Linked DNA regions of Mus musculus: all the other regions are linked to region 1. Evidence: chromatin loops called from intact Hi-C (ENCODE). Cell type or tissue: left cerebral cortex. All regions are shown on one strand. Region 1 holds the start of Efnb1 (ephrin B1). Region 2 has its middle 17 kb from the start of Gm46674. Region 3 holds the start of Gm46674 (a long non-coding RNA gene). Region 4 has its middle 39 kb from the start of Pja1. Region 5 has its middle 55 kb from the start of Gm41898. Region 6 holds the start of Gm30649 (a long non-coding RNA gene). Region 7 has its middle 29 kb from the start of Gm30704.

Region 1 (4,000 bases):
CACAGAACACTAACAGGCCCTTCAGAGGTGAGGGGATTTGCCCAAGTCCCTGAAAGCTAGCCTCTCTTCCCGTTTATGAGTGTGGGCAGCTGGGCCCAAAAAAGGCACAGCTCGTGTTTGTGTGTGTGTGTGTGTGTGTGTGTGTGTGTGTGTGTGTGTGGTGTCTACACATGGTGCCCAGAGCCTGAAGTTTCCTGTGGCTACTATATGTTTTTTTTTTAACACACTTAGGTAGGCCTGAGGCCTCACAATGCTTGACACTCCTGTGGTCAAGGGGTCTTTACACCACTTGTAAAGTGTGTGTTGACACAATGACCTGACAGTCTGTGGGCTAGTAAGTGCTTAGATAGAAGAATGGTCACATCCCCCACGGATCCTGCCTTCCTCTCAGGCTCCTCTAGAGAATTATCTTTTTCCCCTCAGTCGGGGAACCTGGATCTCTCTCTATAACTGAGAACCTCCTAGGGTCAGGCTGGGGTGGGAAATTTCTCAGCTGCGGGCCCTGATCGAAGCAGAGAGTGCACATCTAGTCTAACCCTGCTCCTGAGGCCCCTGTAGCTAGTGTGGCCAGGCTGAGGCAGAGGGGCCGTGGCATGACCAGAGATGAGCAGTGTGTGGAACAAGTCTGGACCTAAGAGACCTATCTTCATCTTCCACTGTCCCCTTTGCCCAGAATTAGATGTTGGCACTCAGAAAATACCTCTGTCTTCCTGTTTCCCAAGTCTGGTAGCTCCCATTTAGTGTCCTCTGGAGGGGCACAAGGCATGTTGGCCATGAAAAGGAAAACTCTGGGGCCAACCTGGGATAGTGACCCTGTCTGAGAAGCACTTTGCTCTATGGCCAAAATTAATGACCCTTCCTAGGATTAGTGACCTTCTGAGACCTGCGAATGAGGAGCAGTGATCTGGCCATCCTGGGGGCTGTGGTTTTCCAGGAACCTCGAAGCTTGTAATTTACAATAAGCCAAGAGAGTGAGTATGCATGGAGCATCTGCAAGTGGGTCCATCTGTATAGTACAAGGAATGGCTGTAAAATTGGGGACAGAGACACCAGGAACGACCCCAGGGATAGGTCAGGATATGTCAATCGTGAGCCTTAGTTTCCCTCTTTAAGTAAAAATGGGGATAGCAGAACTGATTTCAAAGGATGGTGAAAGAAAATCATCCGCAGTGGTCCGTGATGCCTTGTAGGGACTTTGTAAGCAGCTGGCTGCTTTCTAGATTCACATCTGGAAGTCCTTTGATGGCAGGGGTCTCAGGTGGACTGCTGGTGTGTCTTTCTACCTTATTTGTATCTCTCCTTGTTCTGCTTGCATCCCAGTGCAGAGTCCAATTGGGAAAACAAAGGCCCTAGAGTGTGTACCCAGAGCCATTGAATGTTGCAAGGTCTCTGGCTCCAAAGGTGGGAGAACCCCACATAGATGCCCCCACTAGAACGACAGAGATGATTAGATGATGCAGTGAAGGACTCAAGAATGGACATGGAACTCATAAATGGCAAAGCCCCTAAAGGATGGGGCTCAGACCGTTATCTCCATAGAGAAGCAACAAGAAGGAACTGGAATTTGGTTCTTTGGTCCTTCTTACCTTGCCTAGTAAGTCTAAAGTTAGAACCCGATTCATTACAAAAAGAAAAGAGGAGGCAGCGAGGAGGAGAAAAAGGAGGGGCGCGAATATAGGAAGCCTTTCTAACCTTTGAAGTCCCCAAGCCCAGATCTTTCCCACCTTTCTTACATGAGTGGCCAGTGGCCGGCTCTTGCTACTGCCATGCCTACCTCTGAGCGCTTTGAGTGCCAGACTTGCTCAGCAGGCTCTAGGTGGGAGGCCTCCGCTTATCCCGGGAGCCCGCAAGTCTATAGAAGGCCAGCAGGGGGAGACATTAGCACGTGGGTACGTCCGCTGGGACCTGAGAAAAGCGAGTAGGTCAGACCGGGAGGGTCTGAGCTATGGGATTGAGCCAAATTATAAGCAAAGAGACAAGGAGGGGCGGAGAGAATGGGCCAGTGCTGGGAGACAAAGACCCAGATGGTGAGGCCGAGGCCGGGAAAGGCTGGAGTCCGGAATCTCAGGGCCCAGATGCCTGCTTTTGCTCTTTCAAAAGGCTTCTCTTCTGCTCCTTTCTCCCCTGTCCTAGAGCTTTCTGTACAGTTTGTGACCTCTCGTCCCTACTTGCCTGCTCCTGGCCCTTTCGTATGCCTTCAGACAGGACTGACTAAATCTGTGTGCCTGGAGTTTGGGGTGGAGGGTCTCAAAGGGCTCGCTCTCGAAGATGAAAATTTTAAAGGCTTGGTTCACTAGATGCAAATAAATTCCTCCTCCCCTTTGGACACAATACTTTTTCTGAGTCTCCACTGCCCATAGCTCTAACCTCTAATAGTCTAATAGACTCTTGTCGTGGTCAATGCAAAAAAGGAGTGCATTACGAGGACAGGAAGACGGGGTCCAACAGAGTGTAGGTAGTGACTGGACTGGGAGCAGGCAGGCTGACAGAAGTGGGCACCGAGTGGGATTCTGGGGCTGGTACGCGAGTATGCGCATGTGGGGTGTGTTTGTGTGTATAAAAAGAACACAAGGACGGTGCTTTCTGGAGGTACTTGGGACAGGGTTTGTCTGCTCTAGGTCAGTGGGCCGGGTGCTGACCGGGTGTGCATGAGAGCAGGCCAGCAGCTTTTGGGAAGCGCCAACTTCCCTAGAACTCCCTGGGAACCAGACTAAGCGGGACAGAGGCATAACCGCAAGAGCCGCACATTCAGATTCGTGCCATCGAGAGAGCAGCGTCCTTATGAGCTCCCCGAAGCCCCACCCCTTCCTGCTCTGTGGGCGTGGTATGGGGCAAGGACCCCGTCACAGAGCTTTCTATTGGTTCGAAGGAGCAGGGTTGGCCTTGTGCTCGCCTGAGCAGGAGAGTAGAAAGCTCAGCGGCAGCGGAGGGAGTCTATGCGCGCTGGACAGCAGTGGGGGGTGTGTGTGATTCGCACTGACTGCAGACACTCGGGCTCAATCGCCGGGGATTAAGGACTTGGCGACCGGGCTGCCGGGCTACCCGGCCGAGGCTTCAGAGGTGCAAATCGACGGGACTGATTTGCTCGGCAGGGCCGTACTAGCCTTTTAAGTATACTGAGAAGGGCCGGTGCTAAAGTAGAAGCTGTCGTGGGACGCGCCGGCGCGGAGTCCCACTGTGGCCCGGAGGAACGGAGTCCGTGTTAGGGGGACCCAGTCGGGAGCCTGGGGACCGAGCTCGCATTGTTGGGAGACAACCCGCCTCTTCTTCCCAGAGGCGTCAATCCCAGGACGGTCGAGGCGTCGGGGCAGCCACTGAGCGCTCTTCAGGGAGACCCGATCGGGGAGAGGACTTGCAGTCTCAAACAATCTGGGAGAGCCGAGCGGAATCCGGCGGGATCACTCGGGGGCGGCGAGCCCCCGTCGCGCCTCGTGCGGCGGAGAGGCCAGGGAAGAAAGTCCTCGGAGGCCGCAGCCCATGCGCGGGTTGGGGACGCCTGCCCAGTGAGTCCTCCTGGCCAGCCGGGCGAAGGAGAGCGACCCCGAGGCCAGCGGGAGGGGAGTGCTTCAAGGCCGGCGGCTGCGGAGGATGGGCGCCTGAGTGGCTCCGAGCGCTGCGCGGCACGGGCAGGCGAGGCGAGCTTTGCTGAGGAGGCGCTAGGGGATCCTGAAGTGCATTCTGCCCCGGGGAAAATGGCCCGGCCTGGGCAGCGTTGGCTCAGCAAGTGGCTTGTGGCTATGGTCGTGCTGACGCTGTGCCGGCTTGCCACGCCGTTGGCCAAGAACCTGGAGCCCGTGTCCTGGAGCTCTCTTAACCCTAAGTGAGTAACTTATCTACTCTGGTCCCTGGGGGTGGGAGGCACTTCTTCGGGGTGAGGTCGTGCACCCCCAAGTGCGTGGGGGGGGTTGTCCGTAGGAGGTGCGGCGCCCTATTTTATATCTGGCCTTTTCTAGTGTTTTCTTGCGGGCAGTCGGGGTAGGGTGCGGAAGGGTGGGGTGGG
Region 2 (4,000 bases), 80 kb after region 1:
GTCTTGGGCTTTGAGCAGGCTGGGTAAGTCCTCTAGCACCAAGCCACACCCTTCCAGCTTGCCCTTCTCTCCATAATATGAGAGGCTGAGAAGACTATGGCTGATCGACCGAGTACATACTGCACGCCAGGCACTTGGCTACTAGGCCCTTAGTTCTGCTTTTATTATTCACAACTCCACAAGGCAAGTGGGATCACCCCTCCTGTAGATGAGTATACATCATAACCCAGAGAGAGTGGCCACCTATGGCCAGGTCCCTGGGGCCCACAGCTGTCCAGAGCCCCACATGTCACTGGCTTTTCTCAGCTCTCAGACCTAGCAGGCTACATGTAGTAGAGGGAACTAGGAGGGGGCAGGCTGGAAGATCCCACAAGCTGCCCCTACGCCAGGCCCCAGAAAACTCCATGCTTGGCCACCTGCCAGGGGGTGTGGCTCTGGAGAGACTCCTTGGATAGAGAAATTCATTAGCCTATGTGAAGTCTCAAACCGATTAGTGATTTATACTCGGCTCACGCGGCAGGTGGTTTAGGGTTATTATCTGACTTAACCCAAAGGCCACCCTGGCCTGGCCCTCCCTCCTTTTCCCCTTCCTCTTTCTGTCTTCCACACTCAGCCCTGCTTAGCCAGCCTGCTCCTAGACCTTTCCTCTAATCCCCACAGCCTGGGCCATTTCTCAGGAGGGAACTGGCAGGGCTGGCAGGCATGGGGAATGGAGGTGGCGGGGCACTGTGATTACCTCCTAAACCACAGGATCATTCTAAAATCCAAGCTTTGTTCCATTTCAGGGACCAAAGAGGGCTTCATTTCCACATTGGGGCAGGATAAAAGGAAAAAGGAGTGAGGTACCACAGCAGGAGGCATAGAGGAATGATCTAAAGAAGAACTTCCAATGTGAGCAAGCTTGAGTTCCTGGGCTGGAATAAACACACAGCTCAGCTGTGGGAAAGGGGTTGGGTTGAAATGACACCGGCTGGGCCTGCAGCCAGTGGGAACTTCCCCACAGAAGATGCCACTTAGAAGTGTTAGTGACCCCTCAGGACTCTTACAGAAGGGGGGGGGGATAATGCAGAACTCCCTTTAAAGTCATCTGTAGCTCTCCCAAGGGAAGTCCATTTCTCTGCCTGGTAGGGGAGGACCCGATTCTGCCTACTTCAGCTAGGTTCTACCTCTGGGTGGCTTCTGGACAGAGGCCATGGCAGCTATGAGCCCACCTCAAGTCAGCTGCCTGTCCCTGGGGCTAATGCCCTTAACTTTCATTAGCAGGAAATTGGCTGGGTGGCTATTGCCCTAATCCTGGGAGCCTTGACCCCCACACACTAGGTTCTGGACCTAGGGATATTGGTGGCAATGTCCCCCAGCCCATCCTTTATGCTACTGTACTCCCAATTCCCTATGGGGTTTTCAGTTCTCAGTCTCCAGAAGACTCCACCTGGCTACCAGCCTCGGTTGCAAGTTCCAGCTTCAGGAAGTCCTTCTTGGTATCTGGCTTTGAATCTTTTAGCAATAACCAGGTTAGTTCCCCCCCACCCCCACGCTATCCAAATGGTGAGAGGGAAGGCTTTTCATATATGACACCATCAAGAGTGGAGTTCAGATGCATGTGTAGCACAGGCTAGACTAGATAGTAAAGAGGCTCAGAAACTTCTGGAATGGGAGCCCAGGCAGCTGACCTGGAGGGTCACTAACCCAGAGCCATGGAAGGAGGCACCGAAGTGGATGTGAAAAGGTGCGGTATAGCCTGCCTTTTCATAGCTAGTGACTGCGAGCAGAGCTTATCCTAGAGCCCTGGCCACTTGCTTCGTGGTCTAGCATGCTAACAACTCACAGTTTCTCCAGCTACCAGCAGCCCTGCCTGTTATCCAGCCAAGAACTGAGTGTCCATCCAAAGCTAGGCCCTGCTGCGGGTGGGGGAGGGGTTGCTGATAGGAATGTGACTGACGTGGTTAGGGCCTACCCTTCAGAGAGGCTCCAGGCCTAGCAGCCCTTTCTGGGCCTTGTCTCCTCCCCCACTTGGGCTTGAGCGGAGGGATGAGGTGAGGTACTTCCAAGCCAGCTGGATTGGGTAATTAAAATCTCTCTTCTACCCCTGCTGGATGACCTCCGAGGTTCGTTCCAGCCTTATGATTCTATGATTCCAGCTGGGGGTATCCAATTAACCCTTGTCATGCTTGGCTGGGCTTCGTGGGCTGTGGAGTGGGAAGGAGTTGGGACTGGGAGGTCTCAGGGAAGGCCCATAGCAAGATACTCTATTCCCTCCCTCCCTTCTCTGCCTTCCCACCATGTCAGGGTGGTGGCCCCGGAATTTCAGTTCCAGGATTAAAAGACACTTGTAGGCCAATGAGCGTTTGGGGCACTGCCTCTTTTAGTCCATGTAATAGTGAGTGACAGGCCATCATTGGATGTGATAGTGTAGAATCTATCGGTGCCATGTTGTCCAGGCCCAGGAAGGCCTGGAGAGTCTTTGTCTCTGTCTTTCTCTTTCTGTCTCTCTCTTCTTCCTTTTCTATTTTTATCTCTCTCTGTATGTCTTTCTCTGTGTCTCTGTCTCTCTCTATGGCTGTGTGTCTCTTGATGTCTCTTCTCTGTCCCCCCCTCCCCGTGTGTGAGTGTGTGTGTGTGTGTGTGTGTGTGTATACAGGATGCTGCCTCAGAAACAAAATGGAGGTGGCATTGGATCACCAAAAGAGAAAGGCCACCGTAAGTCTGGACATGTTGAACCATGTGTTCTCAGGGACCCGATGCCAGGGCAAGGCAGCCTCCTCCTGGTGGCTCTGGGAGGGCGTGACATTTGGATGAGGTTTGGACTCCAGTCAGAATGGTGATGGAGCTACACATGTGGCCATTGTCAGAGCCCACGTGGGCCTTAGAGACTGCCATAAACAGTCACCTTATGGACCACTTAAAACCTCCAAAGTGTTTGCTTTGGCTTGCACAGTGCCTACATGATGAAGAAATTAGCTCTCATCATTTAAAATTCAGGAGATTTTTACATAAACATTCAGATTTATAACTTCTAAAAAAACCCTGAAGATCTAGTAATCCCGTGCTCTCTTTTCACAGGCAACAGACAGCTGGAGCTGAGTGGCAGCTGTCCCCTGGGTAGGGGGTGCAGGGGGGGCGAGTGGGGGGCCGGACACATACTCTCGGCTTCTTGTGGTCCCACGTTCCTGAATTTACTCTTCCTGGGACAACTTGAGAAATGCAGGCCAGGAAGAAAGGAGGGCCCTTACCCAGGTCAGCCACCCACCTGGGTGAGGGCATTGTGAGGGCTGGAGCTAGGCGTTCTGTCCCCAAGCTCTGCCTCAGGCGCAAGCCCTTCTGCCATCACTGTCTCTCTCCGCTCTGCGGGCTTTGTCTGGCACCTCCGGTCATGGCCCTTGCGGAGCTGCGCGTTGGGCTCTGCGGGCACCCGCATTCTCAACAAGAAAGGGCCTCAAGGGTCCGGTGGTTGCAGCAGCGCGCCCAATGTTTCTTTCTATCGAGGGCCAGCGCTCCCTGCCGCCGCCCCGCAGCCAGCCGGGCCTCCGGGGTTGTGTGTCCATCGGTGTCGCCGCGGCGGGCCTCGGCCTTGGGCTGCGCAGCAGCGAGACGCTGGCGGGCGGCAGGGTAAACACGGCCCACAGCGGGGCGCGCGGAATTCTGCTGACGGCGCTCTCCTCGGGCCTGGGCGGGGCGGCGCAAGCCCGCGGCGGCGGCCCTAAGGCCAGGGTAGTGTCCCGTCCGTGCCCGAGACCCCCAGCCGACTGTGGCGCCTCCCCAGCCGCGAAAGACTCAGGGCGGGGCTGCTGGCGGCTGAGCTCTCTGCAGCGACCCCCTACCTCCGCCCGGGGGCCCTCGGACTCCCCGTGCATAGCTTCAGGTCCCTGTCTCCTTCTATGCCTAAAAGTTCAGGGCAGAGGCTGGGAGGGAGGGACACAGTCCATGGGAGGGAGGGACACAGCCCAGGAGTCCTGGAAACCAAGTGCTACATGGTCAGAACCCCTCTGCTCCCAGATAACAC
Region 3 (4,000 bases), 64 kb after region 1:
TGACATCCACATAGGGGCCAAGACTCAGCCACTCAAGGGCCCATGGAGTGGCTGGAAAGTCTGGGACTGGTAGCCAAGCCTCCCAACACTAGGCCTTGTCCTCTCTGTTCCTCTCTGCTCCCTGACCTCAATTTCTGGGGTTGCCTGAATTCCTGTGACCCTAGACCACAGAAGACCCCAAGCCCCCACAGAGGGGATCTTTCCTCCAAATCCTCTCCCCTGGCAGGCACAGTGGCATCTGGATTACCCAAAGGGCATTTGTGTATGGGCAGAGCCCACTGGGATGAGGATCACACCAAGGAATGGAGATGGAAGAAGTACAAATACCGTGAACTGAGCACCTACTATGTGCCATGCTCAGCACTAAGCACTTTACACAGTGACAGGCACTCAGTGGGGCAGCCACAGTCACTGGCCTCACTTTATACAGAATGTGAAACTAAGAATTCAAAAGGGGAATCGGCTGGTCACGGTCACATGGCTAATGATTTTCAGAGTCGAAATCTGAATCCAGGACAGACAGTCTAGATCTAGTTCTCAACCTGTGGGTGACAACTCTTTCCAGGGTCAAATTATCCTTTCCCTTAGGTCACCTAAGACTATCAGAAAACAGATTTGTACACTGCAATTCATGACAGCAGTAAAATGACAGTTGTGAAGTAGCAACTACAATCATGTTATGTTTGGGGGGTCACCACAACATGAGAAACTGTATTAAAAGGTCGAAGCAATAGGAAGGTTGAGAACCACTAGTCTAGAGGATCATTTCTGCAACAAAGTTTTCTTGGAGGTGCCTTGAGCTGGAGAATTTGGGAAAAGACTCTGATTGTGCAGGAGTGGAAATGCTCATTACAAGGCCCAGTTTGAACCGCCATGTCAGGGGGAGCTGGAGGTCTTATTCCTTGTAGGAGGGAGCAGGAAGCATGGTCAGGCCTGAAGATAGTGAGCCTGACCTGGGGGTGGGGTGGTGGGGGGAGTCAAACTGGATTCTCCTTACAGACAAAGAGGGGTGGTACAGGCATCCCTTGCCTAGTTTTCTCATCTACCCAGGGGCTAGCTGAGTGTTGGGAAAAGCAGGCTTGGCATTAAGCTGGGCTCCATTGGAAGACGTGAGTTACTAAGAAACAAGAATTCTGAGAGAAAGAGAGCTGAGTTAGTTCATTAGGGCGACTGGGGACCTTTGTGGCGATGTAGAGGCTCCCTACCCCTGGGCAGCTTTGTCTGTTGCCCAAGCAATGGTCCATGAAAGCAGCCTGGGCTGGTGGTGGTGCAAGGGGCGGGCGGGGGGGGGGCGGCCGAGGGGGGTGCAGGCCAACTGTGGCAGGAGGGAAGGGAGCCCAGCAGGGCCCAAGCCCTGAAGCCATCCCACCCCAGCTCTGAGAACTGCACAGAGGTGGCTGCATAGCCAGGCTGGAACCCCGAGGGGCACTATGCTAGGATGTTGGCTGCTCTGAGCATACGCGATTCTCCTCCAGCCAGTTTTGGTAAGAAGAGCTGGGGATTCATTCCTCTGTGACAAATGTTGGAAACTGAGGTCCCGAGAGCTGATTAACCAGGCTTAAACTACTGAGTAGCCCAGGCAGAATTTGAATCCTAGCTGAATTGGACACAGGAAGAAAGCGCAGGTTCTGAGCGGAAGTCTGGGGCCAAACTGGAGGGCCACGGCTGACAGGGCAGAGTGGGCACAGGCTGCCCGGGAGGGAGAGCTGTGTGTGTTTGTCTGTCTTTTTGTAGGCGTGTGTGTGCCTGCGCGCTTCTGTGTGCGTCTCTCCCGGTGGCTGTTCTGCTTCCTCAGCAAGCCCTTCCCTCCCCCCTCCACTTCGTTTTTTCTTTCTTCTTCGCCTTATTCCTCATTGTCGTCTTCTTTTTAATGAGACTTAATTAGCATCGAGTTCCTCCTCCCTCTCCCTCTCCGCCCAGTCTCCGCCCCTGTCTTCCCCTCCTTCTCTGCCCTCCCCTCCCTCCTCTTCCCTCCTCCCGAGGTACAGGCCAAGCGATCTGACGAATGCACTTGAGAACAAAGCGCCAGGCTAATTCGGGGCCTGCTCAGGAAGCCGGGGCTGAGCTGAGATAATGGGTCTGAAATAGCCCGGCACAATTATGTTTCCTCAGCCTGTGGCCAGGCGGGTGCAGGCTCAGGCACTAGGGCGGACAACAGGGCGCCTGGCGCAGGGCACCAGATGTGGCTTGCTCACGGTGATGAGGGCCACGCTTCAGCACCTAAAGCCACCCTTTGCTGGCTCTCTTTGGACCGTCTCTCCCTCTGGGAGGCCTCCAGTCTCTAGCAGGGAGACTCCAAGGGTCACTGAGGATCACACACTCAACCACAGTCACCAGAGAAGTTCATGGAAAAGCTGAGTCCAGAATCCCAGAAGCCAGGCTCACTGATATCACTTCCTCTTGCTTGGCTTTGCTGTTACACGGAAGGTATAGGACAGGGCTTAGGGCCACTGGTAAGGCCTCTCTAGGAAAACAGAGCCTTCCAGAATGGCCAGAGAAGGGACAACTGGGGCTGTTCCGGCATGCCAATCATAACAGGACATTGGCTCGGGGCCCATCAGAGGGATAGCTTAGATGTCACTTAGGTATCCTCTGCATGTGTTTCCTGAATCCCATCCGGAGCTTGATGCCAGACTGAGGACAGATGAGTGAGGAGAATCTGGCCTAGGCGGAACAGGGATCCCCTGTCACAGGGATCTGCCCCCTCTCGCCTCTCTGCCCTGCCATCCTGTCTTGATGACAGACACAGCCTGGAGGCTGACAATGAGAAGAGACATGCGCTTTTAGTACTCCCAGGTGACTGTCAAGGCCTCTGGCCTTCCCACACCCAGAACTGGTGGCCTATTTGTAAACATGTGTCCATTTTGCTTCACTCTGCATCCACCCAGTAGCCAGGCTCAGTGCCAGGCTAACTCGGAGAAACTGAGAGGTACGGTGTGGTGAGACTCTGTGATGACAATTAAGGCCAAGAAGCCCTGCAGGGATGACAGGGATGGGCACCAAGGAACGCTTCTGCCAGAAGGTCCCATTTGAGTTAGCAGTGGAAGCGGCAAAGGGCTCTTCCAGTGAAAGGGGAACTAGAGAAGGCATGGGGGGCTTGCACACAGACTTGTCTAGACCTGGATGGGCAGTCATCCCTGTAAGGGTCACTTCCCGATTCCTCACTATCAGCCCCCAGCTCTAACCATACTGGCACCACCTGAACCTCAGTCCTGGACTACTGTTCTCTGAACAGAACCCAGGGCTTCCTGCTGGCGTCGTGTGTCCTCCTGTTGCTTAAGCCTGCTGCCCTCAGCTCTGGCTCCTCTCTTTGACCACGGCAGTCCTAGAGGTGAATGGGTGAGTCTTGCTCTATGTACCTATACTCAGATGCAGCCTGGCACAGCAGCTTGCATTTCTTTGGTGCTGTCCTGCCTCTCAGACTGTTTGGGGCTTCATATACCATTCTTAATTCCATATTACCTTTCTTAAATCAGGACCTCAGATAAGAGCCTAGTCTGGCATTCTGGTCATGGCTTCCAATGATTAATACGTGTCTCCCAGAGCCACCGTGGGAAGTGGTCTATGTTGTGAACTACTCAGGGGTATCTGGCCAAGAATGTGAGTGGGGGCTTGTCGTCAGCTAGCACTCTGCTTCCTAGCCTTGTGAAGGTATAGACTACCTCTGTCTACTGAGGGAGCCCTCTACTAATGGCACCAAGACGCTGAGTGAGTGAGTGAGTGGGCCCTGCCCATCTTCCTCCAGGGCCTGGAGGAAGGAGACTTGAAATGCTGAACTCTCCAAGGCCTTCCCAACTGAGAATCGTAGGTCTGTGAGCTGCAACACATATCTGGTGAGTGGAGCCAGCTCGGGGACAGAGGAGGTTCCGGGCTGTGCGAAGGGACTGCATGTGAGGATTAGTGAGAGGAAATGAAAATTGGGGATGGCCCTCAGGGGAATTGACTACAGATGATGTCAGAGAGGAGGCTGCCTCCTGGAGAGCAAGGGACCCGGATAGCT
Region 4 (4,000 bases), 380 kb after region 1:
ATCTGTAACTCCAGTCCCAGGGGATCTGACACCCTCTTGTGGTCTCTGCAAGATGCATGCACATGGTACTTAGACATTCATGTAAGCAAAACACACACACACACACACACACACACACAAATAAATAAATAAAATTAAAAAAATTATTTAAGAAAAGAAGGGACTGGAGAGATGGCTCAGTGGTTAAGAGCTCTGGTTGTTCTTCCAGAGGACCTGGGTTCAATCCCCAGCACCCACATGGTGGCTCACAACTGTCTGTAACTCCAGTTCCAGGGGGTCTGATACCTTCACACAGACACACATATAAGCACAACACAAATACACATAAAATTAAAAGAAAAAAATCAAAGGAAGAAATGGAAAATCCTCACATCTTCTAAACCCCAGATCGTTCTAGCTCCCTTCTTGATTAGGCCGTGGCAGCAGACAGCAATGAACTCGAATTCTTAAAGCATATTTTGTATAGGTCTCCTTGCCCTATAAATATTGAGAATTTGGTTTCTGGAGACTGAAAAACCCTTAGAAGTGTAAGTCAAAGTGTGTGTGGATATGATGTTTTCCGGGGTCGCCATTCACACTTTCACTATTTCTTTACTCCTTTAGCAAATGCTTGATTGTCAACTCCACACAGGTCAGAGTTGGGCCTAGGAGCATGGTGATGACTGACAGGGATCTCTGCCTTTGAGGAGCCTCCAGTATGAGTCTCAAGGAAGCTGAGATCTACATTTAAATGCAGACTTGAGTTTGGAGCCCGATTGGCTTCCATTGAGTCTCATCTCATCTCTACCATCAGTGGGCAGCATTAATATCTTCAAAGGGTTTATCGACTTTCATCTTATTTTATACATATGAGCGTTTTACCTACATGTGTGTATGTGTGTACTATGTTCATGCCCAGTGCCTGTGAAATCCAGAAGAGGGTGTTAAACTGCCTAGAGCTGGAGTTACAGACATTGTGAGCTACCATGTAGGTTCAGGGAACAGAAACTGGGTCTTTTGCAAGGGCAGTGAGTATTCTTAACCCCTGAGCCATCTCTCCAGCCCAGCCACTAACATTTTTGAAGTTAGGCCCAAGTGAGATACAGAGTAAAGTGGGGCAGGGCATGCTTGAGGTCATACAGAAAATCGGTAATAGACCCCCAAACAAAGCTCCAGGCTTTAGAGCTCCCAGTGTGGGGCATTGAACAACCCACATATGAAGTGTTTAAGTGGGCATGGAGCCAATCCATGGAGCTGCAAAGAATGACCACTTCATGCCTGGGATCCCTGGGCCTGGTGTGCTTTTTTATAGCTAACGAAGGTACCCCTGCCTCCATCCCCCATTCTTAGCTAATCCGTTTCTAACACAGATTGCCTGGGGGAACCTCACCCCCACAGCTCTCTCACCCCACAGGCAGCTGTTCCCCTTCCAGCCTGCTGGGTGGGCTCCGGACCTTCCTGGGGCCTCTCTCCCTGAGATGGCCCAGCTGGCGGGTCCAGCTGGGGGTTTCAAGGAGGATGGGGCCCATCTGGAGGGGCCTTCGAGTGAGGCAGAGGGGCCAGGAGGGAGGAAGAGCCCCCTGGGAACCTAAGCCTGAGCTTGGCGAGATCTCAGAATGGTGCACAAACAGCTCCCTGGGTTGGTGTCTAAGGGCACCCTCTGAGGCCAGGAAGGACTCTGAGAGATCACGGCTGCTTTTCCAGTCTCCCTCTAGGATGCACTTATGCAGGCTGTAAATCTGCATTTTGAAAGGCTTCGAGCTGACCTGTGAATACCCTCTTTGCCCAATACTCCTTGGCACCCCTTTTCTTTCTTTTCTGGGAACTATTGGGGTCCAGGTGCCAGGCGATGTGTGGAGAATACAGTCGGAGAACACTTCCCTCTGTCTCATGGGGGAGACCAACCACAATTGTCCACTCCCACAAGATACCCTCGTGCTTTGCCTTTTCTGAAGAGGGAGGAGATGACTCTGAGGAGGGCTGGGAGCATGAGGAAATGCCTCCTAGAAAAGAAGAAGGACCGGCAGATTTCTCAGCAGGTCAAGCCACTTCCTGTGTAAGCCTGACAACTTGAGTTCAAGCCACCAGGGCCCAAACAAAGATGGCAGGAGAGAACTGACTTCATAGGGCAGTCCTCTCACCTCCCATGTGTATCCCAACGATACTGATAAAAACCCTTCAAAATTAACAAGAGAACGAGGACAAGCAGACAGCCTTCTCTGGCCTCTAGGGGGCTGTGCCGTTAGCTGGTTAGATTCCTATTTGGGTGAGGTGGTTTACCCGGATGGTTGACTGACCTCTGTTTTCCTACTTTCTGGGTCAGGAGAGCCATTCTCCTAAGGAAGGGTGAAATGGGGAGAAGGAGGGACGGAGGGAGGGAGGGAAGGGGGGAAGGGAGGGAAGGAGGGAGGGAGGGAGGGAGGGAGGGGGGAAGGAGGGAAGGGGGGTAGGGGGAAGGGGGGAAGGGGGGAAGGAGGGAAGGAGGGAAGGAGGGAGAAAGAGACTATTGGGATACCTCTAGCTCTACCGGAGTTCTTCCTTTGTCCCTGTGGTTTCCACACACAGGTCACAGTGCTGTCTTCTTTGATGATCCTAAGGGTCATCTTCATTGTTTCACTCTCGATAAGCTAAGCCTCTCCAAGTCACACTCCCCAGTTCCTCTCAGTTTCCCACCAGGCCAGAGAGCGCCCTTCCTAGCCATGCTACCAAGTGGCTGTTAGCACCTTAATACATGCTGCCCGCAGGTGATGCTAAATCCCAGGGCTCTCTGTTAAGTCTCTGTTCTAGAAACCTGAATTCCCTACTCTGTATGGCTCCAGCCCAAGACTTGGTGGACTTGCTTGGTAAACCCCGTCTATCACTGGTGCCTGCTTGCCTCTACTCCCTGGGCTCATCTGCTTCCTGCTTCCTGTCTATGTTGTGGGCTGTGGATAAAATGGAGGACCACAGTCTCTTTGTCTCAAGACCCTTTTTTAGTCATATCCGCTAAGACTCTTTCCCCAAACCAGGTACCATTGGAGAGATCTAGGGACACGGATGTGATGTCTTCAGAGGCCATTGTTTTAGCCTGCTCTAGGGATTTAAGAACCTGTCTGGAATGCAAGGATGCAAGAATAGGATCTTAAATCGCTCCCTGTGTTAGTTGTTTTGTAAACTTCAGCCCTTTGGAGTTTTTTCAGGAATATTTTGGAAAAAAAGACCTTGAAAGCTGGTGAGCTTAGCTCTCCCAACCTCTGGTTGGACCTGTGCTCCCAATTTGGTCAGCAAGCAGCCATTGTCTGTGCATGCACCAGGAGAAAGCTGGCTCTGCAAAGAAAGCCCTTGCGCACGACTTTGTCAGGATGTCTGGAGGTCAGAGTTCAGTTTCTGACATGCTGCCTTGTGTCCTCAAGAGCCCGAAGAGAGCATCAAGTACATGTTAGAGTGCATGGTTGGTCCTGAGGAAGAGCAAGGTGCTAAGCCTGTAGCCAGATGGCCTTCCCTGCTTCAGGGATTGGGGATGCAGCAGAGAAGAATAGATTGTAACCATGGCTTTGGTTCCATTGGGAGCAGCCAGTCTCTCAAAGAGAAGAGGAAGGTGTTTTCAATGCCACAGAATAGGCTGGACAAAAAAAGACACCCAGAGACATCAAATTCCAGTCCCTGCAACTATCCTCACCCCAGCAGTATGTGATTTCAGGAAAGAATCTTGGCAGATGAGACTAAAACATGGCTCTGAAATTAGGAGATCGTTACCCTAGATTTTATCACAGAGACCCTCATTGTGATTACATAAGAGACAAATATCGTTTTATGAGGGAGCGGAAGAGAAATAGCTTGGACAGAAAAAGAAAAGAAAGCCACGTGACTATGGAGGTAGAGATCATGGTGAATTGGCCACAAACCAAGGAATTCTAGTAGTCACCAGAAGCTGAAAGAGCCAAGGACAGAATCCCCTTAGGAAAGACTCGGCTGTTTTTCTGCTGTTTTCCAGTGATCCATTTGGAAGTCAAGGTCTTGGACATGCTAAGCCAATGCTCTC
Region 5 (4,000 bases), 520 kb after region 1:
AAAAAATGTGAGTCAGGCTCTTATTGTGTAGCTGTAGAGTGTCCTGTAACTCATTATGCAGTGCAGGCTGGCCTTGAACTCGGGATCTTTTCATCTCAGCCTCACAGCCTGGTGTTACAGGCATGGGCCCATTGTCTCTATAAGAAGTTTCAGGGTTTTCTAAATCGGGATCACAAGGAAGGATTTATAGAACCAGAATATTTCCCATATAGAGGAACCCGCTGAGGCTAAAGAAGAGTTCTTTTTCTAGTGTCCTCATCTCAGAGAATGGCCCCTCCATTCATTCAGAAGTCATCTTTGATGTTTCCTTTTCTCATCAGCCACCCCCATTAATGACATAACACCAACCCCTATTAGGAGGACACAATGAGGAATTAGGAGGACACAATAATGCCTGAAAATCAGTATTCAGTAGATGTCCAATACATATTAAATGCTCAATAGGTGGTAGCTGCTATCATTTTCATGAAACATACCAGCCCTGGGATTGGTGCCAAGCTATTTCCATAGCTTCCTTGAGCATAGAAGTACTGGCTGACATTTTCATGAAGAAAATGAACAAGACAGAGATAAGGGAATAATGGAATTAACAAAATTACAGACAACCTACAAACAATCCACTTGAGTCTGGTCCATGTATGCCTAATGAGAACCTTCAAAGCCTGTCTCTTGAAATATGGCTCTGTCATGCATCATGGACTGACACAACTGTGGCGATAACATTACCTGTATCTTCTCTCCAGTCTTGGTCCATCTTAGCCTTGTGGGCGCCTGAACACAGATGCTTGGACTACTGTCTCATTAGACCATAAATGTAGCAATTCCTCCACCTTTTATTTCCTATTCCTGGTAGCCTCTAGTGGGTGAGACACAGCTAGCTCATGGCTAATTGATGGAGGCATGATGATTGAAGTCTTGCTGTCTTCTAGAAGAAGAAGACCTTTCGAAGCATAGGATGGCAGCCTTGCTGGATAGATAGCATTGCTGCCTGAAAATAACTTTCCTCACTTATTCCTACATTCTGTGAGTAATGGTGAGAAGAATTCAGAGATTTGTCCTTGGCTATGGGAACCACCAAACTCATCTGTATAGGAGAGTATGTTTCCTATTTATTGAGAGCCCATTAAGAGATGCTACCCCTATAGCAGAATGGCTGTGTGGTGTGAGACTTCACATGCACTCTGGATCATATTAAGGCAACACAATCAGAGAACAGACCCTTTCTTGCCTCCAACCTCGTCTGTAGCACTCTTTCCTGCCTCACAGATGTTTACAGAGGGGCACACCATCAATAACTCACACATCCTCACCCTTCTAGTTCTATGGACACCGAACTAAGACACTCATTCACAACTAGAACTTGTGTCCCAAATTTTATCCCAAACAGAGTATTTCTTGGGAAATTAAACAGGCTTCAGATCCGAAGCAGAGGGTGACCTTAATCACACAGCATCTCCCACACATGTTGGCAGGCAGGATAGCCTTGTCTTCAAAATGTGTCACAGGGACCATGGCTTCTCAGAGTAGTATAACTTTCTCCAGGAAAACATGTCCATGATCTTTCTCTTTCCTAGGGACAGTTGATCATGGTCATGAAGAAAGCACATTTCTGAGTCATGAAGAAGGAAGATGCTAGAGGTAGCTGGAGTCTCTCAAGAGGGGTCTTACTCCCTACATCAACTTCATCTGGGTCCTACACATATGTCTGGTAAATCAATATTGGCTTAAGTGGCGATGATCTGGTAGAACACACACACACACACACACACACACACACACACACACACAAACACACACAGACACACACCACCACCACCACCACCAATAACAACAACCAACCATTCAATAAAGAATGGGCCATCCTTCTTCCAACATCCATAGCCTGTGACATCCCTATGGTCTTGTCAGGACAAACCAGAGCCATCATCAGTCTCTTTCACCATCCAGCCAGCCATCTGACAATCTTTACTTCTCACCCAATGACACTGTGCGACATTAGCATTCAACAGTAGTCTGTTGGCATTGCAATTGACATCTAGATTAGCTCCAAGAAAGGATTTCTTGACATTAGCAGGAAAACGTTCAGCATTACCTGAGCTTGGTTAATGTCATATTTGAAATAATGATGTGCGGAATTCAATTCACTGCTCCTTTCTTTATCCTTTCAAGGGTTAGTGACTTAACTCACAAAATCAATCAGTGAAGTAGTGTTGTGAAAGAAAGAGTCCTGTCATCTTCCCCGGAATGGCTTAGGAATGCTTTCTCCCTCCGTTTGTCATCGGCCATCTGTCTGCTTGATGCTGGCTGTTTAAGAATGATTCCCCTCTAGGTCTCTGGTGGCCTTCTCATCTTTCCCTTCTCAGAGCCACTCCTTCATGGCTCTAAGAATGATTCCTGTCAGTGAGACTTAAGGGATGGCTTTCTGATTTTAAAATGATGGGAGGTGCCCATGCTGGACTGGAGAAAAGAGTGTGCTAAACGTAGGTGTCTAACCTCTGATCCATGGACTGAGCCTTCCCGTACATAGCCTGTACATAGCACGAGATATGTGCTCAGGTGGAACTGACCCAGTAATAGAGACTTCACCATAATTCAAGGCAGTCAGGGTAGATTGGTTCTTAAGCTAGTTTTAGACTTGCCTCCCTATAGCTGTCACTTCTTATTTAGTTCCCTGAGGCCATAGAGTATGCGCCTGTCTCCCAAGTCTTTCTGAATTTGAAAGCTGAAGTCATAGTTCCTGGGGGGACATGGGCTGCAAGCCCATCCCAATCACCTCATGCCCTGTGACCTTGCAACAGTGTGCCCTCAGTGTATGGGGCCCCTAGGCTGGACACACCTTCCGGAGGCCAAGGCATTTGGCCTCTACTCCTTACTTTACATATGCTTTAGGTATAGCATTTCTGCCTGTTAGTTTTGTCACTGCTCAGAGGGTCAGTTTACTGCACTGGGGGTCACAGAGTCCACTCTAACCCGGCCGCCTTGGTCACCGTGGGACCTTGGTTAACAGTCCAGCTGTCTGGGCCTGTTTCCTCATCTGTGCAATGGAGATTATAAGGGTGCCTGTTGCAAATGGTTGTCATGGCAAGTGAGATAATAGCTGGAAAATGCCTGACACATGGCACGAGCTCAGTACGTATTAGCTCTCTTTCACCTCCCTCATTCTCAGCCGCAGGGCCTGCCTAACAGCTGGGGGCATCTCCAGGCCTGTGTGTGAGGGAGCGCCAATGGGTGGGGTAGCAGGACAGTAAGCATATGGCCTAGATTTCCAGGGATGAGCCTAATTTTAAATATTCCATTCTGTGGTCATATCATGCATTAGACAATTTGGCCTGATTCTGAGTTTGAAAAAATAGGATCACATGGGCGGATGATGACATAGCACCAATGCTGCTCTCACGTAGCCCAGCGGGCCTGGGTTGGCAGAGCTCGGGTCCTGTCAGCACATAATGTGTGCACCTGTGTGGTGAAATTAGGCCAGGCTCGTACAGAGACCAGGCACCAGAGGTTAGAAAGAAAGAAAGAAAGAAAAGAAAGGAAGGAAGGAAGGAAGGAAGGAAGGAAGGAAGAAAGAAAGAAAGAAAGAAAGAAAGAAAGAAAGAAAGAAAGAAAGAAAGAAAGAAAGAAGGAAGAAAGATGTTTTAAACTCTGTGGCAAATGGGTGGGTTTCCCTGTACTTACCAAGTATACTGGCCTGGCCAGGGGCTGCTGTTTCATCTGGAATTGGGGGAGAATCCAGGCTGAGGCCAGTCTGTGTTTGATGACAGGTTGGCTGTGTGATCTCCAGCCTCACCTATGAGTCTGTGCACCCTGCTGTGAGGTGGGAATTTGGCTTGGGAGTCTTCTAAAGGTGTTTAGACTGGAAGTTCCCTGATCCCACTAGGGTGTAGTTGGTCCCATAGAGATGTTGCCAGCTTTGGCTTTCTTGGAACCTTCAGCCCACTGCTCCATCTCTGCTCAGCTCCGTTCCTTTCTCTGTCCCTCTTTCTGCAGTTCCCTCTCC
Region 6 (4,000 bases), 160 kb after region 1:
AGGCTTGGAGTCCACACCTCTATTCTAGCTCGCCTGCCACTTTCTGTTGTTGCTTGGAATCGTCTGCCCCTGGTATCATCTGCCCCTGGACTCTGCCTGTTGCTATGGCTTCAGGTGGGGCTACAGACTCCCAGAGCTCCTTGATTGCATCCTTCACCCACCCCAATGCTGACTGTCATCATACCTCTCCAGACAGCCCTGCTCTGCCAAGGAACAACTCGGTGTCCACTCTGTCCTGTCTGTGGAGAGTAGACGAGGCAACCTAGAAGGAGCAAAAAGAAGCCAAGGGGTTTCTTTGGCCAAGAGCAATGGCCCAGTGAGCATACAAGCAAGTTCTGTGTGCTCCTAACCCCCTGGCAGAGGCTCTGCACCAGCTACCATGCTCTCTCACCTCCACAGCCTCCAGTCCCTGGAGAGGAGGACTAGGCTCTAGTTTGTGCCTGGCTCCAGCAGGCAGGGTCAAGTCACATCCACACAAGCACACGAGGGGAGAGAAGAGGGAGGAGGAGGAAACACAAATGGAAGAGCCCAGCAGTGAGGCTCTGGCAGGGTGTGCCGGGAGGGAGGGAGGGAGAGAGGGAGGGAGAGAGGGAGGGAGAGAGAGAGGGAGGGAGAGAGGGAGGGAGGGAGGGGAAGCTGGACCCAGGGCTATTTCTGTACAATAATACAGGGGAAGAGGGCCAAGCTGACAGGACAGTGATTAGTCTTCAGGGAGCAAAGGCGAAGACTCTGCCGGCGAGCCCAGGGCTGGAGGAGCTGGCCCGGGGCCCAGTCCGGTGGGCTGGAGCAATGATTTCAGAGGCCGGGAATCTGAGGCGAGCTGAGCCCAGGGACTAGGGAGCAGAGAAGGTGGGAGCAGGGTGAGGGGAGCCAACCATCCTGCCTGCTCCACTTCCAGCATTGGAAGCTGGGAGGGGGTGGGGCTGGCTTGCCCCAACTGTCAGTCGGCCACTGTGGGGTTATCTGGCTGTGGGTAGGGGCAGATATTCTGAAATGCACACTTCCTGGGCTCTGGCCTGTGAGGGAGATGGCGTGAGAAAAGGCCAGAAACACAAGGCTCGGAAACCTCGGGGGAAGAGTCAAGACTTGGTTTTCTTTCCCACGGGATTTACAGTCATGGGGTCTGGGAGAGGGAGTGTGAAAGGGTCAGGTCATAGAGAGTGACAAAGAGATCACATTTACCAAGGGTCCTTGCTGCATGTTAGCACACTGAATGTCCCTGAAAAGCAGGTAGGGTAGGAGTGACCAAGCTTGATTTACAGTGAGGGAGGAAACAGATGCGAAGGGATTGTCCAAACATCATTCAGTTACAGAGAGGCAGTGCACCCAGGTCTGCCAGGCTCCAAAGGCCTGTGTCTGTCCAGAAGCACCCTTGCAATGGAGGGATTCTGCTGGGTTCTTGTCTGAGACTCCTTGGTCTTGAATCTGCCTATTTTCTGCCAGGTACATGACTCTGGAGAAGCTATTTCACCTTGTGGCCATAGGGGTTTTTTATCTGTCTGATAGATGGAACTACAAATATTTTTAGATTGCACACTGCTGAGTGAGTGTGGTGGTATCCAGGAGACTAAGGCAGGAGGATCACGAGTTCAAGGCCAACCTGGGCTTTGTAGTGAGACTTTGCCTCCCAATTTACAAGGGGAGCAAGATAGGGGTGTCGCTTATTGGTGAAGTTCTTGCCTATCATGGGTAAGACTGAGTCCCATCCCAACCACACAAAAGACTGCTATGTAAAGTAAATCGGCTAAAATGCAGAAGGCATCTAAAATAGCCCTTGGCACGCTCTGACCGCTGAGGAGGTTGAGTTGAATATTTCGCCACTCTCCTTCGTAGGGCATTCCAGAGGGAGGAGCGTGAGAGAGGCAAGAGAGCTGTCGGACGAAAACACAGTTCAGGGGGTCACTGCAACTCCTTAGAGCTGGCATCCTCCCACATTTGGACAATAGCATCTAGAGTCTTTAAAAGAGGGCCTGTGTGATGAAACAATTGCACTTCTGGGAATTCATCCTGCGGAAAGAATAGGTCAGCAGAGACGTACTTATCAGGATGTCCGTGGCCTGATTATTATAGCACAGAGAAAAAAAAAAGTGGCTTAGCTAAAGGAATTACGGTGTGTCCATGCACTGTGACTAGGGAAACCAAGCATGTCACTCTACAGCACTGATGCAGAAGGATATTGCTAGGACAGTAGGCACGGTAGTCAAGGCTGGATCGAGACACTGTTAGGGGCTCAATATTGGGAAAGAGAACCTATTCCTATTTATGGAACACTGAAAATTGCCTGGCAACGATTTTTTGAACATTTACTGCTTCTATTATGAGAAAGAAACAAGGAACAAAATGATTTCTCGTTTGAAAGCAAACTCTTGAAGCTTTAGAACCTATCTTTATCTGGGAAGGGGTCCTGGGTCTTAGGCCTCCAGGCAGGAGTGATCTCCCAACTTGCTCACGAGCTAGCCCAGCATTTCAGACTTCTCGCTGCTGCTTGCCAAGAAGCAGGGGTAGAGCAGAGAGTGGAAGCATTAATGGAGTCAGCCAGACAAATGTGGACTTCTCTGCTTCTAGAAGAAAGCCTCAAAACCACCAGTCCAGGTGACCTTGCTCAGCCGTTCATTCATCTGTTCACTCAAAAATGATTTACTGAGCAATTACTATGTACCCAGACCAAGTGGTGAGGACACAGAAATGAGCAAAAGTGACAGAATTCCTTGTTCTCATGGAGATTTCAATCCATAGCAGAGAGGGTATAATCTCTCTCTCTCTCTCTCTCTCTCTCTCTCTCTCTCTCTCTCTCTCTCTGTGTGTGTGTGTGTGTGTGTGTGTGTGTGTGTGTGTGTGTGTGTGTTGGGGGCAGAGAGGGGACAGTTCACATCATGGCAGCCAGGAAGGAGAGAAAGAGAAAGATGGAGGGGAGAAGGGGATGGCTGTGCTGTGGGTGCTCTTTTGCTTTATTCTTCTTGTGCATCTCAGCCAGTGGGAGAGTGCCACCTACATTCAGGTGGGCTCTTTCCTGTTGGCTAACCCTCTAGAGAAATACTCGCCCAGATAGAGTCTGATCTGTGCTTTATGAATCCCCCAGGAGCTTCTCAATCCACTCAAGTTGGCAAGATTACCCATCAGAGTGTGTCGCTGAAAACAGAGGAGATTGAAATCAACAGCTGATCTGGGTGAGGAAGCCAGGCATGCGCACAACCAGAAAGCGCGCATTCCAAGCAAGTGCAGCGCCCCTGAGGTGGCAAGGCTGCTGCTGAATGGGTTGAAGTATAGAAAAGAGGCCATGCAGGCTGCCAAAGGGACATTCCAGGTAAATCTGGGAGAGGAATGCACACTAAATCAGGGCTGGGTGGGCAAGCCATGGTGAAGGTTTGGCTCTTATTCAAAGTGAAATGAGGAGACAGGACAGGGGTCTCAGCAATGTGACAGTCACTTGCCTACATTTTAGCAGAATCGCTTTGGCTGCTGTCATACAAGTAGACTGATGTAGAAATAATTAAAAAAGGAGAGACAAGGAAGCAGTTTAGAAGCTATGACAGTAATCCCGGTGATGTATCTCAGACCTAAGTGGCAGTGGAAGTGAAAAGAACTGTCCTTTCTGCTTTGACTGCTTGCTGGGCTCAGATGTTGCACCAAATCCAGAATGATCTGTGGCAAGCATCCCACTTTGGTGAGAAGATGGCATGCAGTGTGTCCTGCTGTGGGGCTACCCTTCTTCCCTGTACGACCTTTGTGTGGGGTATTCACTATTGGATTCCTCCAGGGCTTAGAGCAGGGGTTGCTTGACTGGAGCTGAGCGCAGGAATGAATGTGGTGGAAGTACAGACAGGGGAGTAAGGAATTCAACCCAATCGTGGGAGGAAAAGGGCGGGGATGGGTGGACAGAAGTGATCTGCTCATTAAGCCAAGCCCAGAGGAGTAATTTCTGCCTCAGAACATATGCGCAGGCGCAGACCAGCCCTTATCTCAGCCTCGCTGATGGAATTTGGGTGTAACTATTCTTCCC
Region 7 (4,000 bases), 230 kb after region 1:
GAAGAGGGAAAATCGCTTGGAAAAAAAATGTCTCCATCAGATTGATGTGGAAGGGCCCAGCCCTGTGGGAGGTACCACTCAGATAGGTGGTCCTAGGTGGTAGAAGAAACTAAGCTGAAAAAGCAGTGCTCCTCCATGGCCTCTGCTTCAGTCCTTGCCTCCAGCTTCCTGCTGTGGGTGAGTTCCGGCCTTGGATGTGCTCAGTGATGGGCCGTGCGCTGGAAGAGAACTTTCTCTCCCCAAGTTTCTTTTGGTCATGGAGCTTATCACAACAACAGAAAATAAGCTAGGACAAGATCGAGAGCTAAGGAGTGGCAGCAGAAAGATTCTCAGAGCCCACAGCTGTGCTCTGTGCTCGTGATCCCAGAATCTCTTGGACAGCAATAGCTCTTTGGTACAGTCCTGGGGTGGGGAAACCAGTCCACTTTGGGCTAGAGGGAAGTAAGAGTATATAGTCTAACATGCCCCCTCCCCCTTTTTTAGTTTTAAATCCTCTGTAGCATCCATGATTACTGGGTTTCTGCTTGAATTGAAAAGAGGTTGGTACTCCAAACAAAAGCATGGTTCCTGGAGTGGCTACAGTGGGTTCAGTGTGTCCAGAAACTTGAGTGTCCAGAGCAAGAGATAGGAACAAAGTGGGACACAGCTGACTCTGACTCCAATTGAAAAGATCCCCAAGGTGCTCTAGGTCAGCTCCCTACACTGGACCTCACCAGAACCTGCCCCACCTTGGCCATTCTATAGGCTCTTAGGAGCTAAAGGAATCCTTTATACCTTGGCTAACCTGGTTTCTTTACTTGCATGTGGGACAACTGAGGTCTGGAGAGGCAATGTGACTCAGACAAAGAGCAACTCTCAATCAGTCATAATCCCAGCAGCCTTTGGTTGACGTTCTGTGAATATCCTTCACTTGAAGCTCTGGAAAGGCCTGGAGCCTCTTCTCCTGAGCCAGGCTCCTCAGCTTCTGTGCCCTCCCCAGTGACCAGGGAGACACTTCTACACAGCGTATAGGAACTCAGAAACACATTTGCAGCATCAGTGTAAGGTTGGGGCTAACTAAGGATGGTGAGGACTTCAAGAGAGCAATGGGGGTCCAGCCTGGCGCCAGCGAGCTAAACTTGAATCCATACTGTACCCTTGAGGGCATATGCCCAGAGCAAGCTTGCATACAAACCTGATGTTTCTTGCCAATGTTCACTATGACACTTGGTGAGTGGGTGACATGCCAGAGACTTCAGAAGACCAGGAAATCCATCTCCTGTTTTCTCTTGTCTAAGTAGGTACCCCATCACCCTGCCTCCAGAGGATCCTTAGTGAGCGAAGAGCCGTGTCCTTCTATTGGCCCCTCGTCAGTTAATTAGTTAATATGGGAGCTCTCTGGGCTACCATCTCTTACTGTTAATGTGCACAGAGTTGCTCATCAGCTAACCCAACCCCAATCCTCTTGATGCGTATGTCCCCTCTTTACCCCCACTACACACGAGTGTCTCTGTGTGTATTCCTTCTTCAAGTATTTTCACCAAGAAAGTGCACTTAACAGGTACTGACCTCCAGAACCTAAAATGGTGAAAGTCTAGGGCTTTAGAGATGAGGAGACATGGCTTCACAAAGTAACTTGGCCAAGGTCACTCCACAAGGACATCTGAGGTTGTAACTGAGCTCTGTCTACTGTGAGGGTGATGCTTTGCCAAGAATTCTCCCTCCACATGCCAAGGCAGGAGAGTTCCACTGGACACGTGCCTCATAGCAGGCCTTTGCTCTGTCCGCTCTAGGACAACGCATCCACGTCTACAACAGAGTGTTTGGCCATGGACTAAATATGCCAGCTGCATTACTCTAGGCAAGAGTTCCCACCTGGCTCCTTCGAAGGGGACAGATGGACTTTTGTCCCACCTACACCAGTCCTACAATGGAGAGATGTGGCAGAATTGAGATCGGGGTCTTTTCAGATACAGGGCAGAGCTATGCAGCCAGGCTCTGAACAGGCGAATAAGCATCTCTATCCTGGGCAGGATGGCACTGGAGAGGAATATTGGCAAGTTCCACCTCTATACCCAAATTTCAATTTGATGCCAGCTTTATTCTAAGTTTTGCTCAGTTTGGGTCACTAACGTCCTATGTCAGGAACACTTTAGAGCTGGATAAGGCTGGACCTACCTTCTTGGTGGCCCAATCTGTCATGTGTAACACCTGGCTGAACAAGGGGAAGGCTACCCATAGAAAGTAGGTCTTCAAGTGCACGTCCTAGTTGACCACTGTTAATCTAGACGTGTGTGTCAGAAGGCACTAGAAGTTCCTATTTGTTGAGCATCTCAAACACTCAGTTTCTTGTTGTAGTGTGAAGACTGCATTTGATAGTGAAGATGGGAGAGAGCAAGACAGATGGTCTGGCCAGGCTGAGGGTTGAGAGAACAGAGAGAGTGAGCAGGCAAACATCTGTCATGCAAGATGGAAGAGGCCAGGGGCCTGAGCCAGCTCTGTCACCAATTTGCAGTGGCCCCTGTGACCAGTCATTCCATTTCTTCAAACCTCTATCTAGGTCATATTTATCAGGCTACAGAGGACTGGGGAAGGACAGGCTTGAGTGCCCTCTGATGCCCCACCAGGGCCAACCTCAAATGCTAGAAGAAAGAAATTGACCTTTCTAGGCTATCTCTGGAGGTGGATATTTCTGAAACTCCCAGCTATGCAAAAGCAAAAACCAAACTTTGGAAATTCCAAGTGTGTCTGTGGCTGGGAGCTGAGGGAGGAGGCATCGTTGCAGAACTGTTTGCCTATGACTCAAAGCCTCGTGGGGGGTACAGCACACATTCTCCCAGATGGGGCTACCCAGCACCACCGCATCCCTAGCTGCCCACCCAGCTTGGCCTCATTGCCACTCCTCCCCTGCATCTCCACCCCAATCAGTTTCTCCTGCTCGAGCCTCTCTGGAAGGAGCCAAATCCCCAAAGAGGCTCTCTAACTTGTGCTCAGACACCCCGTAGTCTTTAGGCCAGCTTTAATACTATCAGTCTAAGTGAGGAGGAAGGTTTGGGGGATGGGGAGAAAGAATGTTCTACCTGCCCAGTCCCTTCTTGAGCCAAGTGCAATGCTTAGACCCTTTCAGTCTCTTTCTCTTCCTCTATCTCCTTCTTTTAGGTTTCTTTGAAATAGGTGGTAGTAGGGTTTTCTTTATCTAGCCCAGGCTAGCCTCAAACCCTCCTGTCTCTGCCTTCTAAGTGCTGGGATTGCCAGTATATGCTGCCATACTTGCCTCTCTTTGACCTTCAGAAACCTTCTGAGTTGGGCATAGCAGACAGGTTACTCAGGAGGCTGAGGCCAGAGAATCAGAAGTTCAAGGTCTGCCTGAGCTACATGAAAAGTTCAAGGGCAGCCTTGGCAACTTACTAAGATGATGTCTCAAAGATAAAGCCAGGTGATGGGTACCTCTTTAATCTTACCACTCAGCAGGAAGAGATCTATGTGAGTTTGAATCTAATCTGGTATATATAGCGATTTATAAGTCAGCCAGGGATACATAGTGAGCCCTTGCCTTAAAGAAAACAGTGGAAAATGACAGATGAAGACACATGGCACTGACCTCTGGGTGGCTTTGCACATGCATTCCTCTATGCACATGCATGTGCAGACACCCCCACATACAGACACACGCAGACACACTGAACACACACCACAAACAAATAGAAAAAAAATACTGAAAAGGGGCTGAGGAGAGCTTGGTGACAGACCATTTGCCTAGCACATGGGAGGCTGCAGGCCCAACAAGAGAATCCAAGCTTCACTAAGAGCACCTCCATTCCTACCTTATGTTTGCCCAGGACGTATCGAGCTAAAATTTCAAACCTAGACGCCTAGCTCCTGCCAGTGTCCAAGGGCATGGCATGGCTGTAGCATGAAACTCTCTGACAATTGTGTCTTGTCACCCTGACTGGAAGTTGACATGAAGCTTGGTCTTGAGGTCAGGTTCCAGGCACAACCTGAGCTTGTGGGAGTGATCTAG

Evidence for each region. Peaks named below come from ENCODE experiments on the same cell type or tissue, not always from the same donor. Only the 100,000 strongest peaks of a DNase experiment are listed, where the experiment ranks them.
Region 2: it touches region 1 in a loop (2.9-fold over the local background); 8 of 42 quality-filtered maps call a loop at or near these places.
Region 3: it touches region 1 in a loop (5-fold over the local background); 13 of 42 quality-filtered maps call a loop at or near these places.
Region 4: it touches region 1 in a loop (5-fold over the local background); 4 of 42 quality-filtered maps call a loop at or near these places.
Region 5: it touches region 1 in a loop (16-fold over the local background); 32 of 42 quality-filtered maps call a loop at or near these places.
Region 6: it touches region 1 in a loop (4-fold over the local background); 11 of 42 quality-filtered maps call a loop at or near these places.
Region 7: it touches region 1 in a loop (6-fold over the local background); 12 of 42 quality-filtered maps call a loop at or near these places.

The regions. Positions count from the first base shown.
Region 1 is chrX:99,133,194-99,137,193 of GRCm38, forward strand. It overlaps Efnb1 (ephrin B1), which reads left to right and starts at 2,868. Exons shown (of 5, transcript NM_010110.5): 1 at 2,868-3,820. The coding sequence starts at 3,693. In left cerebral cortex, CTCF peaks have their summits at 1,854 (motif pointing right) and 3,675; DNase peaks (open chromatin) are centred at 1,858, 2,852 and 3,583; H3K4me3 peaks cover 1,928 bases; H3K27ac peaks cover 1,288 bases.
Region 2 is chrX:99,213,359-99,217,358 of GRCm38, forward strand. No RefSeq gene overlaps it. Among named protein-coding and RNA genes, the nearest start is that of Gm46674, 17 kb to the left of the region's middle. In left cerebral cortex, no CTCF peak of the experiment used is centred here; DNase peaks (open chromatin) are centred at 1,919, 3,417 and 3,562; H3K4me3 peaks cover 892 bases.
Region 3 is chrX:99,197,360-99,201,359 of GRCm38, forward strand. It overlaps Gm46674 (a long non-coding RNA gene), which reads left to right and starts at 1,342. Exons shown (of 3, transcript XR_001782764.2): 1 at 1,342-1,484; 2 at 3,236-3,833. In left cerebral cortex, no CTCF peak of the experiment used is centred here; a DNase peak (open chromatin) is centred at 1,959; H3K4me3 peaks cover 719 bases; H3K27ac peaks cover 893 bases.
Region 4 is chrX:99,508,209-99,512,208 of GRCm38, forward strand. No RefSeq gene overlaps it. Among named protein-coding and RNA genes, the nearest start is that of Pja1, 39 kb to the left of the region's middle. In left cerebral cortex, CTCF peaks have their summits at 42 (motif pointing left), 247 and 2,167 (motif pointing right); no DNase peak of the experiment used is centred here.
Region 5 is chrX:99,654,010-99,658,009 of GRCm38, forward strand. No RefSeq gene overlaps it. Among named protein-coding and RNA genes, the nearest start is that of Gm41898, 55 kb to the right of the region's middle. In left cerebral cortex, no CTCF peak of the experiment used is centred here; no DNase peak of the experiment used is centred here.
Region 6 is chrX:99,291,004-99,295,003 of GRCm38, forward strand. It overlaps Gm30649 (a long non-coding RNA gene), which reads right to left and starts at 597. Exons shown (of 3, transcript XR_386998.3): 1 at 392-597; 2 at 185-262. Gm39528 (a long non-coding RNA gene) reads left to right here. Exons shown (of 3, transcript XR_878181.2): 2 at 3,080-3,304. In left cerebral cortex, no CTCF peak of the experiment used is centred here; a DNase peak (open chromatin) is centred at 2,257.
Region 7 is chrX:99,361,467-99,365,466 of GRCm38, forward strand. No RefSeq gene overlaps it. Among named protein-coding and RNA genes, the nearest start is that of Gm30704, 29 kb to the left of the region's middle. In left cerebral cortex, no CTCF peak of the experiment used is centred here; DNase peaks (open chromatin) are centred at 2,395 and 2,818.